3 separate regions of the Homo sapiens genome follow, and all the other regions are linked to region 3. The links are chromatin contacts, found by Hi-C or POLR2A ChIA-PET in ENCODE. All regions are on one chromosome and are shown on one strand. The core of a region is the stretch at or near the end of the contact, and the rest is flanking DNA. Distances in the headings are between cores, read along the strand shown. Region 1 holds the start of LINC01779 (long intergenic non-protein coding RNA 1779). Region 2 holds the start of LINC02471 (long intergenic non-protein coding RNA 2471). Region 3 overlaps SLC2A13 (solute carrier family 2 member 13).

Region 1 (2,928 bases), core at 128-2,627, 210 kb after region 3:
TTAAAGACTCTATAACAACAAGACATAGACCCAATATCCAGGTTGAGTAGGAGTTTGCTATCTTACTAATCTAATGTATTAACAAAGTCTAGAGCATTCTTATTAAAGTGGTAGAGCATGAAGAACCTTCTACCTGGAGTTAGGAGATTTGCTGGGTTGAAGTCCTGGCTCTCAACTTCCCACCTGTGTGACTCCAGCAAAGCTCTTCACTTCTCAATTCCAAATCTCAATTTCCTCACTAGTGAAAGAAGGATACATAGTAGTAGTTGTATCCATTTCAGAATTGTCATCAGGATTGAAGTAACAGATGTGAAAACAAAACTAAAATTGTGAAGTAGTAACTTCCAGTCCAATCCTCTTCTTTGTAAGTGATCTTGAGGACAGACACATCACCTGAAGGATAGATCATCTTTGCCTAGCCTTGTCTACAATGTTCTTGCTAGGTTTCTTTTCCTAAAAACACATTACTTAGGTACTTAACAGAACAAACAAACAAACAATCAAAAGACAAAACCAAAAAACTTTGGGGTTATAGACACCCATACTCATAAGTATTTCTGAATACCAAGAGAAGAGTATTTAGGTTTGCTTCTCTCAACTTTTCACCTTTCATTTCATGTACCCTGTCCTTTGTCTCAGCTCTAATAGCTCTGAGAGCTGATTACTTTTCGGGTGTCCCAAGTATCAGGATCCTGCCTAGTGCAACTCAAATTTCCAAAAGTTAATTTAGTGGCCTTTTGGTGACCAGAGCTTCAGATAACTCACAGGGAAACAATGTTTATTTCCTCTCCCACTAACAGTCACAAAAAATCATAAAAAAGAGTAGCGGGGGCAGTTTTGATGGCTAACCCCTCTTTCCATCCTTTGGGGGAAAATTGCTCATCTCCCTATAGGTGGAACTCTAAAGACAATGTATTCCTAAAAGGGGCCATCTGGGCGGTGTCCTCTTTTCCCAGCGCCCTGATTTCTATTCTTAGATCTGGAGATAGGCGGCTTTCATTTTTCCTGCTCCCAGTTCCCAGACCTTCCGTGGGGCCGCAGGATCCCCGGCTGGCGGGTCGCGGAGGGTGGCCGGCCGGGCTGCGCACTGCGCGCCTCCGCTGCGGGGCTCCGGGCCTGTGGACTCAGCGGAGTCCGCTGAGTCAGTTTCTTCCCGCGCGACTCCCGGCCGCGCCGCCGCTGCGGTGGAATCTGGTCCCAGGAGGCGGCGTCCGCCCGGGGTCCGGTCTAGGCGTGCGTGGGGGCCACGGTCACGGTCATCCCAGCCAGGCCCGGCTCCAGCAGCCCCACGGCCGCCGCCAGAGTTCTGCGCGGCCCGTCGCCTCGGCGGAGCCTCTGGCAGGCCCCTGAGCTCGTTTTTGGGGCCTGAGTGGGGGAGGAGGAAGCCGAGCAGGAGGGCTCCGGAGAGGGAGGGCAACGCGGGGCGGGGAGCTGCCTCCTTCCTCATAAACAGGCGGGCGTGGGCGCCGATGGGGCCCGCGGGGAGCGCTGGCTGCGGGCGGTGAGCTGAGCTCGCCCCCGGGGAGCTGTGGCCGGCGCCCCTGCCGGTTCCCTGAGCAGCGGACGTTCATGCTGGGAGGGCGGCGGGTTGGAAGCAGGTGCCACCATGGCTAGTGGCAGCTGTCAGGGGTGCGAAGAGGACGAGGAAACTCTGAAGAAGTTGATAGTCAGGCTGAACAATGTCCAGGAAGGAAAACAGATAGAAACGCTGGTCCAAATCCTGGAGGATCTGCTGGTGTTCACGTACTCCGAGCGCGGTAATCACTTGAAAATAAACTGTGCTTTTATTTTTGCAAACTTTCTCCCCCTCCTTACATTTGCAAATTTTGTCCTCCTCCCCTTGACCCTGCTCAAACCCGGACTCTTAAGGAGCCGCAAACTCCCATATCCTTTCCTTAGGGCAGAAAGCAGCTGAGAATTTCAGGAAGGTCTTCACCTTTTTGACTTTTCTCCCCGTTTCAGACTAAAAAGGAGAGGGGGTGCTGTGGATTGTGACTTTGCTTCTTTTCCCCACCCACTTGTTTTCCAGCCTCCAAGTTATTTCAAGGCAAAAATATCCATGTGCCTCTGTTGATCGTCTTGGACTCCTATATGAGAGTCGCGAGTGTGCAGCAGGTAAAGGCATTGTTTTCACTTCAACTCATTCTCCCTTCTGTTTGGAAGGAGACGTTTTACTGGCAATGTTAATATAGCCGAGAGTTCTTGGTTATTCCCAAAATTTGGCTTGAGGAACCTCTGACTGTGATTTTAAGATGGGAATATTGTTAAATCATTACGCAATGTAAACGGGATGAAGAGCCCCAGTATGTGTTCCCTGAGTGTCTTTAAGAAGTAACTTTATAAAACCAACAGTATGGATGGTGGTAGAAGGAGGATAAAAATGGGTTCGGTTTTAGTCTCGTTATTGGCAAGATGAATTCATTAGTGTTTAGACTTGACTATTCCAAGTATCTTCCCAATACAGAGCATGTCCTAGATGAGAAGATTATGAATAGTTTGGAAAAGGGGAATAATTAATAGTGATAAAATGCAACTTTGTCACTAGCAAACTCTTGTAGAGTTCAGCACTTTTTAAAATTCAAAGATTTCTAGCCTTTAGTTGTAGTATACCTTGTAGTATCTAAAGAAAGTGATGTCTTATGAGACCCTCATAGTTTGCAACTGTTGTCATATAAAATGCATGTAGAAGTGAAACTTTTACAATCTGTACCATAGGAAACCCAGAAATTTGCTATGTATCTTGGATTTTTTTTTAAAGGGGGCCTTAAAAATGGTAATTAAGAATGATTTACAGTCAAAACAAAATTATAGGCCAAGGTGATAACTTCCTTCGGAGCACTTAGAGATTTGGGGAACTGAAATCAGTTTTGTCATCTGCATGTTAACTCATGCAGAGAAAGAGAATTGGACTTTGAACTCCTTGGAGGT
Region 2 (3,045 bases), core at 444-2,943, 140 kb after region 3:
ATCTTAGTAGCAACTTTTATAGAAGGTCACAGATAACGCCAAAACGCTAGCATCTGCTAGTGTGCACTGTATGCATGAGAGTCAGAGAAATTATTCCAGAAGAAAGACGAAAGGGGTGAAAGCTCTATTTAACTGCTCCCATTGCTTGATCCAGACACTTCTGACAGTCTGTTTTTACAGACATGGCAAAACAACACTTGGAAGTCATTTGAGAAAATATTCCTGGTATCACAGAGGTAGGCAAAAGGACAATTGATATCTGTTGAATATTTATGTTCATATTGATTAACTCTTTGAGGTTGCAGAAAGAATGAGTCTTCCTCCTCACTAGGCAAAGAGAAGACTGTTACAGAAGAGAGCATCTGACATGCAAAGCATAACACCGATAAGCGTGGCCAGGCCCAAGAGCAAGACTCAAACTTATTCTTTTTCTTAAAGAATCTAACCGCAGCCATGTTTTTCATTGTTATTTTAAGTGTGGGAGGGAACCCCTGCCTTGTTCTTTTTGAAAATCCTGATGCTTTGATAAAATAGTTTCTAAAATATTTCCTATCTACCTGCCCTGCTCTGTTCTGGCTATAATTACTAGGCTAGCCAAAAATAAACTCTCCCAAGTGTTACATCTAGTTGATTGTTGATTTCCTAGAGGGGGAAAAAATAAACTGTAGTAATTAATCATGGAAGCTTCTCTTTAAAAGAATGTTTACGTCATGGCTCAAGGCTCAAACTAGACCGGGTTTCTTATACTGCATATATTTTTGTTTTGTTCATTTTCTTCCTCTTTCCTCCCACCAAAAAACAAACAAACAAACAAACAAAGCAAAAAAAAACTGGAATCTGGTTTAAAGGGTCAAATGAGAGTTTTAGGTAGAAATACAAACTCTTGTTTCTTAATTCCACATTATATGTGGTTACTGTTTTGAGCTGGTGAAATTTGTTGAACACTTAGAATAGTCATCCAAGAACCAGGGGGGACAGAATTTTAAACCAAATAGTCAGTGATTTAGATATAGTTTTAAATTTTTAAAGCTTATTTGACTTTACAGTTCCATTGAATGTAGGATGCTCCATTCTTTTGAAGACATAGGACAATTTGTTTGTTTCTGGACCAGACAAATTTGGATTTCCTAGACCACCGAATAATAATAATAATAATTGCTAACATGTACTTAACTTGCACAAGGTGCAGTAACATGAATATCATGTGGATTGTCTTATGCAGCTCTCCAAATAATGCTGTAAGGTAGCATTGTGGAAACTGAAACCCCTAAAAGTTAACTTGGTGGTAGCTTGTAATTGAGAAATAGAATGTAAACCAAGGTGGTTATACTTAATGCCCTGTGCTCTTAAAACAGTATCATGCTGCCTCCTTGGAGGAATCCTTAATTCAAGTAGGAAGATTTTTCCTTATTACATCTTTGCGACTAAGTTACTGTTTTTATGACTTTAGGCAAATCAATTGAACTGAGCAAGGAAGGTCTTGATTCAATGATTTCTCAAGTCCTTTTTCCTTTTTTTTTTTTTTGTCAAGGGAGTGTCCTCTAGCTGAGTGAAGTCATTTTTCCTTGAATGACTGACAGAATGGCTTTGGTTCACCTGTAATTCACAGTTTAGCTGATCCAGTGTACTGTAAAGTCTGTTTCACTCCACCAGCCAACAAGGAGCAGGCGGCCGTGGTTTTCTCATGTTCTGGGGGAAGCTGTTTGTCAGTGTTAACCTGGCTAACTTTGGACAGCTGCAACAACAACATCTATCCCTTGGCATATGGTGTGTTTAGATGCTAAACACTGCCTCATCTGTGAGTACTTCAGTTTTTGTTTTTCACACGAGCCGGGTGAATATAAAAATAGAGGTAAATAAAAAGAAATAACTGAATCAGCAACCTGGAATTTTCTCTCCTCTGATTAAAGACTGTTGTTAACTGAAAATGCTCCACTAGTTGTTTGAGGGTTTAAGACAGAAAAAGTGGGATGGAGGTGTTTGATAATTTGGTTGCTATGCAACCACTTTACAATTATGTAAGCTCCTACCATATGAGGTGATACAGAAAGGGTGGTAGAGTATGCTGACGCAGTGAGCACACAGAAGACTTTTTTCATGTGACAGAGCCAGAGTCTGAGATCTGCAGTTGCAGAATATTTAGGTAAGAAGTAAATGTCACAAATTATAAAGGCCTTTATTTATAGCAAGAATATGGGATTTCTATTACAGAGTTGGATGAGCAAAAGCTCACCAGAAACAGTATTAGTTTCAAGGAAGGAAGACACACACATCTGTCCTTTGAATCAGGACTTACTCTAACCAAAATTCAGGAAAGATTTTTTAAAAAAGGAAACTAAGAATATGGTATACTTTATTATTATTTAATTAGCCTTGCCCAGTTGAATCTTTTTCAGTAATATTGTAAGGTAGGTGGTACTATTATCCTTATATAAATGCAAAAACGTAGGCTTAAGCGACATTCAGTAATTTGCTCAACATCATATAGTTGGGAGTAAATCTGGGCTGTGAACACAAAACTTTTAGTTCAAGTCCAGTATTGTTCTCATTACATTATGCTTCACAGATGATCATGTACCCTCAGTGTTTCTTTCATATTATACGTTCTATCTTTTATGAAATCCACTGATCTGTTGAAAATCTTATTTTTATTTGTTTTTGCTAGATATCAAGGGTTTATCTCTGACCCTTCCTGGTGGGTTTACTGAATTTCAGAAAAGGCTACCTAATTGATTTTATTGCATATGTTGTAATTTATTGCGTATGTCATTTACTCAAATATGCAATTTATTGCATATATCATTTTAACGTTAACTGAAAGAGAGAAAGTGTGCATAGTCTAAGAAACAAGACAATTGCAAGTTATTCAAAGTGGTCTTTACAATTTAGCCAGCCAAAATCTCTGACTCATGGATCTAATGCCAAGATGACAGCCTCACTGAGGAAGTTTCTTGGTGCGTCTGTTTACAGCTTGGCCAAAGGGCAAGTGGACACTTCTTTTCGAAGGGGTGGTATTATGCTCTCTGGATTTAGAAAAGATTAGTT
Region 3 (2,900 bases), core at 107-2,606:
AATAAAGGTAATAGACGCCCTGTTGTCTGAAATATTGATTATTAGGGAAAGTCAGCTGAGGTTACATTTATAAATAATTTTATCACCCTAAAATATATAAATGCCATTCATTCTTCCATCTTGTGATGTAGGTAAGGCTTTTTTTTTCTGAGCCTGGATCAGCTGACTAAAGCATTGTTTTTCTTGCAAAAACCACAGAAAAAAATGTATTGTCTACAATCTCCATAAATAATACTGAAAACTTAAGACAGTTAAGCAAATTCAATATAGAATCCATCTAATTTTAATGATTTTTTCACAAACCTTTTAAAACCATCTTGCCCACACTTTGAGAGCAGTTTTCTTTAATGACATCTTTATTGAATCTTTCCAAAACATTCAACTTAGGTTTTCACTGAAATTGCTCTCCTTTTTTTATATTTTTCTTTCTTTAAATTTCTGTAATAGTTGATTCTACTGCCTAATTACAGCAACCAGCACAATGGCATAAACAGATTTAGAAACAAACCTAAATGACTTGGTAAACAGCCCAACAGACCGCATCACAAGTGCCAGGGCGTCCTGGAAAGTCATCTGCCAGCTGTGAGTGTGTTGTGTTTTAGAGGTTTTAAGAGTCTGGGGCCCACCAGTTGGTTTGGTAAGTGTGAGATGTAGAGGCCCTAAGAAGAGCATCTGTGTAGTGTATCTCGTGCAAATGTTAAGTTACACTTCCTACTCACCAGCTTCGTTCTTCAGTCTTCATGTGGTAAAAAATACAACAACCTACGATCCAGGCTACAGCCAGAGGCTCAACTAACTTTTGAGTAACCTCCCACGCCCGGTACCAAGAGTTGGAGACACAAATAATAACGGTAGGCAGGGTTTATCAACATCACCTGTGTTGAGTGTTGACTTTTTGGGCCAAAAAGTTCTATGTTGCAGGGGCTGTTCTGTGTATTTGTAGCATTAAACATCCTACTACCCACTAGATGTCAACATCACATTCCCTGAGCTGTGACAATCAAAAATGCCTCCAGACATTGCTAAATGCCCACTAGGGGGCAAAATTCCTCCTGACTGAGAACAAGTGAGGGTGGATCAGGAGCTTTCAGTTTCTAATAAACTTTCTTGGGTCCTTCCCTTTGTTGGGACTCACAGAATTTCATACTCTTAGATCTATCAAGAATCTTTTCCTTCAAGTTTTATTTTAGATTCAGGGGATACATGTGCAGGTTTGTTACACAGATATATTGTGTGATGCTAAGGTTTGATCCTTAACATCATAAACATGCATAAATGATCCTGTCACCCAAATAGTGAGCACAGGACCCAATAGGTCGTTTTTCAACCCTTTCCTTCCTCCCTCCCCGTCTCCTCCCTCTAGTAGTCCTCGGCGTCTACTGTTCCCATCTTTATGTCCATGTATACCCGATGCCTAGCTCCAGAATCTTTTGGTTGCCTTCTCTGAAATTCAGAGAAGTAAGCTGTGAACAGCCAGTTGTGGTTGCCTAATTTGTAGGGCTGAGGGCAAAATGAAAATGTGAGTCCCGTGCTCAAAAATTACAACTCTGAAGACAGTGACAGAAGAGGATTAAACCAAGGGCAGGACCCTTCTGAGTGCAGGGCTCTGGGCAGCTGCAGAGGTCGCGTGTCCATGAAGCCAGCCCTGCAATAGCCACCTAGTGATAGGCAGAGCAGGAGTTACAACCTGGGATTCCTGTCACTCTTTCCACTAAACTGACAGTCACATAAAGATCTGCTGCATCTCAATAAGCCAAGAGGTATTAATAGTTCAACTTCCTAATTTTTACTACAGTTTTTGCTAATATTCCTTATACTTAGCAAGAAATATTGTACATAATAGTGAATTAGTTTCTCATCTCAACTTTTTGAAATCAAATTTATCAACAGAAACCTACTAAATTAGATTGACAGTTCCAATTATAGAACTACAAAATCATTTGTGTTTTATTGGAAACAACCATGAGGAGTTTATTATATTTTATTAGTAGCATCTGTCTCCTGTCTTTGAATGCTAGAGAAGATATTAATGATGTTCTTTTGCCATTTGGAAACAGATACTCTTTTCTCAAAAATTATCTTTGGCACTGGATTAATTCTCTAATTTATTCTTGTCATTTGGCAAGCGTCTTCACTCCAGGTGTAGAAACTGGAAGTGTTTCCAGAAAGATCAAGGGAGATATACAATTTATTACAGAAGGTCAGAATGTGTGTTGCTTAAAGATGTGATGTGATATTTTTCTATCGCATGGATGTGACCATGATGAACCTAAATTCTAGCTTAATATCATCAGTCTGGTCTTACCTGCTAAAGATCACCAGGACATACATGCTTCTACCTTTTACTGCTCTGCCTTTTTCTTTTTCAACATTCTTCCAAATGTAAATCAGCAAAGCAATAACTGTCACAGATAACACTGCTTCCAAAACACAAGTAGTGGGTTATTATATTGGTTCAGTAATGTTCAAAACAGCATATCGCAAACTTCCCAACAAATGTCTGGAATCCAATTTTATGGTCCCAGAAAGGAAAGTGACACAGGAAATCACACTCCAGCACTCAGAGATAGCAGGCCTCCGGGACTGAATGACAATGCTGTAAGAAATTTTCGCTAGGGAATGTTTGACAGGAGATGCCACTTCTAACTCTGTGCTTTCAGTTTCTAAGTTCAAGTGAGTTGGTAAGAAAAATCCTGCTAAAGACATTTATATGATCTTCAGACATAAGGAGACAGTAAAGGAATATGCAGTAGCAGCTACAGTAAAAATGTTTTTAGTTTCTATAGTCAAAAGATACATGCAGAGGATGGCTTCCAAAACCAAGTGCAAAAAGGGTATAGTCAAATCATCAAGTGGTCTTACAAAATGATTTAAAAAAAAAAAACCTGAGTAATATAAAC

What was found. Hi-C counts contacts between places; a loop is a spot of excess contacts on that map. ChIA-PET counts read pairs that join two places held with the same protein, here RNA polymerase II (POLR2A). Pooled maps may share reads with other maps.
Region 1: a map of heart right ventricle shows a loop between it and region 3 (2.7-fold over the local background). The contact joins the promoter of LINC01779 here to the enhancer-like site in region 3. A Hi-C loop is called at or near these places in 2 of 168 maps with a recorded cell type or tissue (heart right ventricle and prostate gland), 6 of 37 single-sample maps with no recorded cell type and 15 of 50 pooled maps. POLR2A ChIA-PET finds 5 or more read pairs at or near these places in 1 of 52 experiments (activated B cell).
Region 2: a map with no recorded cell type shows a loop between it and region 3 (6-fold over the local background). The contact joins the promoter of LINC02471 here to the enhancer-like site in region 3. A Hi-C loop is called at or near these places in 1 of 168 maps with a recorded cell type or tissue (endothelial cell of umbilical vein), 4 of 37 single-sample maps with no recorded cell type and 7 of 50 pooled maps. POLR2A ChIA-PET finds 5 or more read pairs at or near these places in 2 of 52 experiments (GM12878 and H1).

Annotation. Positions count from the first base shown.
Region 1 is chr12:40,223,526-40,226,453 of GRCh38, forward strand. It overlaps LINC01779 (long intergenic non-protein coding RNA 1779), which reads right to left and starts at 1,378. Exons shown (of 1, transcript NR_186584.1): 1 at 1-1,378. It overlaps LRRK2 (leucine rich repeat kinase 2), which reads left to right and starts at 1,472. Exons shown (of 51, transcript NM_198578.4): 1 at 1,472-1,757; 2 at 2,030-2,115. The coding sequence starts at 1,607. It overlaps LRRK2-DT (LRRK2 divergent transcript), which reads right to left and starts at 297. Exons shown (of 9, transcript NR_186757.1): 1 at 134-297. RefSeq lists a silencer at 1,238-1,597 and an enhancer at 2,796-2,885.
Region 2 is chr12:40,154,546-40,157,590 of GRCh38, forward strand. LINC02471 (long intergenic non-protein coding RNA 2471) reads left to right here and starts at 1,694. Exons shown (of 2, transcript NR_146526.1): 1 at 1,694-1,798. The region is part of intron 6 of LRRK2-DT (LRRK2 divergent transcript); the gene reads right to left.
Region 3 is chr12:40,010,307-40,013,206 of GRCh38, forward strand. The region is part of intron 3 of SLC2A13 (solute carrier family 2 member 13); the gene reads right to left. Among named protein-coding and RNA genes, the nearest start is that of SLC2A13, 94 kb to the right of the region's middle. RefSeq lists a silencer at 1,000-1,119. Within about 2 kb of position 1,357, at least 3 of the 41 ENCODE cell types and tissues checked have a DNase peak (open chromatin) inside an H3K27ac peak, as active enhancers do; they include heart right ventricle, where a contact is called at or near this core.